Linked DNA regions of Homo sapiens: region 1 is linked to region 2. Evidence: read pairs that join two places in POLR2A ChIA-PET (ENCODE). Cell type or tissue: GM12878. All regions are shown on one strand.

Evidence for each region. Peaks named below come from ENCODE experiments on the same cell type or tissue, not always from the same donor. Only the 100,000 strongest peaks of a DNase experiment are listed, where the experiment ranks them.
Region 1: POLR2A ChIA-PET joins it to region 2 with 6 read pairs; 1 of 35 experiments calls an interaction of 5 or more read pairs at or near these places.

What each region holds. Positions count from the first base shown.
Region 1 is chr7:117,434,592-117,437,091 of GRCh38, reverse strand. No RefSeq gene overlaps it. Among named protein-coding and RNA genes, the nearest start is that of ASZ1, 8.3 kb to the right of the region's middle. RefSeq lists cis regulatory regions at 1,433-1,442, 1,515-1,521 and enhancers at 1,310-1,588, 1,149-1,742, 504-2,285. In GM12878, no CTCF peak of the experiment used is centred here; a DNase peak (open chromatin) is centred at 1,381.
Region 2 is chr7:117,236,759-117,239,258 of GRCh38, reverse strand. The region is part of intron 2 of LOC105375466 (a long non-coding RNA gene); the gene reads right to left. Among named protein-coding and RNA genes, the nearest start is that of ST7-OT3, 55 kb to the right of the region's middle. In GM12878, no CTCF peak of the experiment used is centred here; a DNase peak (open chromatin) is centred at 1,468.

The DNA of each region.
Region 1 (2,500 bases), 200 kb before region 2:
ATCTAGCCACCTCCATAGATAACTGCTAGAGACCCAGTCTCCTACATCATCCTTTCACAAACATTTTCATCCATGGACTCCATACTAGAATATTTGAAGAAACAAACATGACAAACATTTTCATTTACCACTGCTTCCTAGTAGTATATTAGTTAATGCTTCTTAGCCAAAATCCATCTTCATCATTTCCTGATAAATGTTTTCCTCTTTAAGAATTTGCTTTGTTCTCTGACCTAACCATATTCCTTAAAGAAGAAAATAAATCCAGAAAAGAAGCCAGTCCTGTTTTAACAGCTTCCGTGTTCCTACTAGATTTAGAAAACTGCCCTAGACTTGTTGTCTGATATCTTTCTTCCACAACCTTTTCCAACCTTGGCTATATATTAAAATCACCAGAGGAACCTTGAGAAATATCAACTCCTGGACTCTACTCTCAAAGATTTTGACATATAGTAACTGGTTTCAACTGGGGCTGGCTAAAATTATCTCCAGGGAATTCTAAGCAGCAGACAAGGTTGAGAACCTAGACTATTATAATAGACTCTTAACTGGTGTTCCTGATTCTACACTTGCTCCCATAAATACAGTCTTTTCTCCTTGTAGCTAGAGTTACGTTTTAAAACGGTAAAATCAGAGCCATGAAACTTTCTATCACAATAACAATAAAACCTCAAAGAGGCCTTCTCTGAAATTCCTATTTTAATTCTGATTTGCTTCCATTATTCTCTATCTCCTTCACCTGGTTAATTTTTCTTTATAGAATTTATCATTACCTATTACTTAATTATATATTTATTAATTTATCTTGCTAGACTATAAACATTTGGAGGTCAAGGATCTTGCCTTGTCTTCCTCACAACTCTATCTCTGATGCCTAAAAAATACAGTAGCAGCATAGTAACTATTTGTGAAATCAATTAATGCTATATTAAAAAAGCAGTTGCTAATCTTTCCCCTTGACTATTTTGTGCACATGATTTCTAATAATTGAAAAAAAATTGATTTACCATTTTTATGCCTCTAAAATTATCTCCAAAAGAGACAACTAATCTCACTAGATCTCAGTCAAAATTAAGAATTCAGGATCCCAACAGAACTTTTTCAAACTATTGAAAACAAGAATTGTAAAAATATGATAACATTAACTTTAAAACAAATTCCCCGCAAAATCTGCCATCATCATTTGTAATACTAAAACAAACTGTATTAGCTAATCATTGCATATTGTCTGAGTGAAAGCTTGAAAGTTAAAAAAACTCAGGAACTAGGAAGAAGAGCCTAAATCTGAGTAATATTTATTACTGTGATACAGCTGGTTTCTCACCCTCTTTGTTTTACCAGTTTCCTGTCATCAGCGAACCAAGCAGAACACTGAAGTCATTAACCTAGTGTGTAGGTGGCATTCTGACCCACTCCAGGAAATCATCTTGGGGGAATTCCCAAATCTCTTCAGACAAAACCAAATTACTGATTTCTTATCTGGCCAGGAATAAAGCTTGTGACTTACCTGTAAATGAATCATAGCTCATTCTGAGTCTGATTTACTAGTCAGAAGATGAAATCTCCTTTGGAAAGGAATGTTTCCCTCTACAGAGAGTAAAACAAATGATGGAAACAAGTATTCCCCTAGAGAGAGAGAGTGCTTCTGTGAGCATTATACTTTCCAAGTAACATCTGAGCACCACCATAGGGCCCAATAGTCTGGTGTTAGTTCAGAATGTTCCACATCTATGACCTTGGGCAGTTTATATGATCTTCCTGTTCCTCAGTTTCCTCATCTATAAAATGGAGATAACGATAGTATTTACCTTAAAAAACTATAGTGAGAATTACACGAATTAGTGAATACAAAGTGTTTAGAAAAGTGTCAAGGCACTTGGAAGTGCTATTTAAGTGTTAGCAATCACTAGCCTGGTGCAGTGGCTTATGCCTATAATCTCACCACTTCGGGAGGCTGAGGCAGGAGGTTCATTTTAGACCAGAAGTTTGAGATCAGCCTGGGCAATGCAACGAGAATCCATCTCAACAAATTTTAAAATTAGCCTGCATAGTGGCATGCACCTGTAGTCCCAGCTACTCAGGAGGCTGAGGTGGGAGGATTGCTTGAGCTCAGGAGGTCGAGGCTGCAGTGAACAGTGTTCATGCCACTGCATTCCAGCCTGGGCAGCAGAGTAAGACCCTGTCAAAAAACAAACAAAAATTACTAAAAGCATGGACTGCAGAGCCAGCTGTTTCCTGCCCTCCTGGATAGATAACATTGGGCAGATAACATTACCTTTCTGTGCCTCTAATTCCTTCTGTAAAATTGAGATAGCATATACCTCAATAGGATTGTGTATTAAGTGACTTAAGAAAAGCCCATACAATGAATTTATTATCATTATTGCTGTGATTGTCATGATCTTAGATTATAATTCAGTGAAAGATTTTTGAAGCATTGATCTCTTCCATGTCTCCTGCTTCTTTGGTTACTATTTCTTAGGCCCCTGAAGTGATCCCT
Region 2 (2,500 bases):
TCTAGTCTGTCCTGCCTTCCTGCCAATATTTATTGTATTATATTCTAGAATAGAGAATGTCTAGTTCTAGATCATGAGGGAGTGAAGATGAATGTCACAACGTGGAACTCAAATCCCCTGTGGTCCAGAGGAGTAGAGCGGGAGAGAGACAAGGACAGGTACAAGTGACGCCCGGTGGGAAAGTATTACACTGAGGGTTCAGCTGGGAGGACCTGGCCATCGACCTGACATGCAAGAGGCCCTCAATACATTTCAGTTGAATGAGGGAATGAGTGAAAAAAGGAATCTAATTTGCACTAGATATGAAGGAGGTTGTCTGGTTTGTAGGGCATAGTATTTGTGAGATATTAATTCATATTTTCTCCTTGCATCCTTCTTTTTGCCATTTCAAGTGGGATTTTGGAGTTTGGAGCTCTTTATCCCAGAGAGTTGTCGAGGAGAAAAACAGAAGCAGCCTGGAAAAGCTTGTGGCTGTCGGAGGTGGGGGGCTGGGGGGATGGCCCCCACTGCCGAGACGGCCCAGGGTGTCCAGGAGGCAGGCTGGAGAGGTGAGAGGCATAACGGGGTGGTCTGTGGGCCTGCAAGTGGCATCCAGACCTCAGAAGAGGCAGCAGGGGACACACATGGGGAGCCTGGCATGGGGGGCCCGGGGGTCCTGTGGCCTGAGCATGCTGCAGAAGCAGAAAGCTGAGGACTTCAGGGATGCTGTGGGCCTGGATGATGCTATGCTGTCAGAGACACCTAGGATACAGGTGTCTGAAGGCACATCCGCTCTGGAGGTGGAGAGCATCCTGTTCAGGACTCACGTGACATTCCCTGCTGGCTTGAGGGGATGGGGCTCATAACAGGAAGGAGGTGGTTTTAAAGAACATTAAAACTATATATATATATATTCCTTGCACACTTCCTAAAATTGTAGCCTATGCCCCCTTCCCTGAACAAACATACACCATCTTGAGGCTTGCTTGCCCTTTTACAATGGCCAGTTGAGGTTTTCAATTCCAAAGATTTTCTTCCTAAGGTTGGTCACGCACAAGCCGAGGATAAATGGGACTGTGAAATTGACTTAAGCTGAATAGAACCAGAGACAAGCTGGAGAAGGAGGGGAAGAAAACTTCCTTCCTGTCTTCTTTGCTCCTGCTAAAGAATTATAGATATTGCTGTAAGGAGATATAGAGATTACCTGAAGTTCTCCTATTCCTCCAGCCTCTGTGGCTCTCCAGAATTTTCTTGATAGAGGGCCAAGCTGCCTCTGCTTGAACATTTCCATTTTGGCCAGTTCCTGTCTGCTCAGTCTGTTATCCCAGATCCTCAACATCCAGAACTGCAAGATGAGTTCCTTCAAACGCTGGTTTACACCTCCACACCCCCTTCCCCTTTTAAAATTTCAGTTCCTACTACAGCCAACTAGAGCTGTCACTACTGCAGAACAGAAGCCAAATAGGTGATGTGAACATCTTAGAGGCACCGCATGTCCCTCATTTTCAGCGCTTACTTGGGGTACTACGTTCCTGTGTTTACTCAGCTCTCCGGTGACCCAGCACACAGATTTGTTTCAGCTTGATGAAGTGCATGGTCATAGGACAAGAAGGAGAGGAACCAGGAGAAGAACAGTGGAAGGAACACGAACATGTTTTAAATACTTTAACTTGCCCTTAAAGTTTCACATGGAAAAAAGGTGTAATTAAAAAAAATAATTATAGAAATACTGACAGAAATGTAGAAGTAATGCCTGGATGTGATGTATCAGGGTTTACTGCACTTAGGGGCAGGCAGCTGAATACCTTTGATGTTTTCATTAGATATTGCAGAATTACATCAAAAATAAACTCACTGAAGTCAATAATTGGAGAACCAATTACTATTAAATGTCCAAAAGTGGTCACTCCTAAACAAAAAGAAGCCAAAACAGAAATTTCTAAATTTCTATAAAAGAATGACAAGGAGAACACTTTAATAGCAAAATGTACAAGACAAGAAAGCTACACTCGGAGAAGAATTGATTGGTTTAAGAACCTGCCTTTGAGAAATAAAATAAAAATGAACCAATTATTCACTTAAGGAAATTAGAAAAATTATAATTCTTATTAAAAAAGAGCAACTAGGAAGAATAAATACATAGATGAAAGCTGAAAAATAAAATATATGGCAAAAAGAATGGTTGAAGTAATTAGTAAATAAAGAACTTGTTTCTTTGAAAGAACAAAATAGATAAATCTTGTGAGGCTGATTAAAAGGAGAAAAGAGCAAAATTATAGAAAATTAGAAATGAGAAAAGAAGAATAACTAGAAATACAGATGAAATTAAATATATAAATTATGAACCCCTGTCTCTGTGAATAATGCATTCAACACATTTGAATGCATTATTTCCTATATAAGTATACAATCAACTGAACACAAAAAGAAGTGAAAAATTTGCATACACTGATCACCACAGAAGACAGTAAAAAAAAAATGCTCGAAAACCAACCGTTAAACCCTCAAAAAACTGGATATA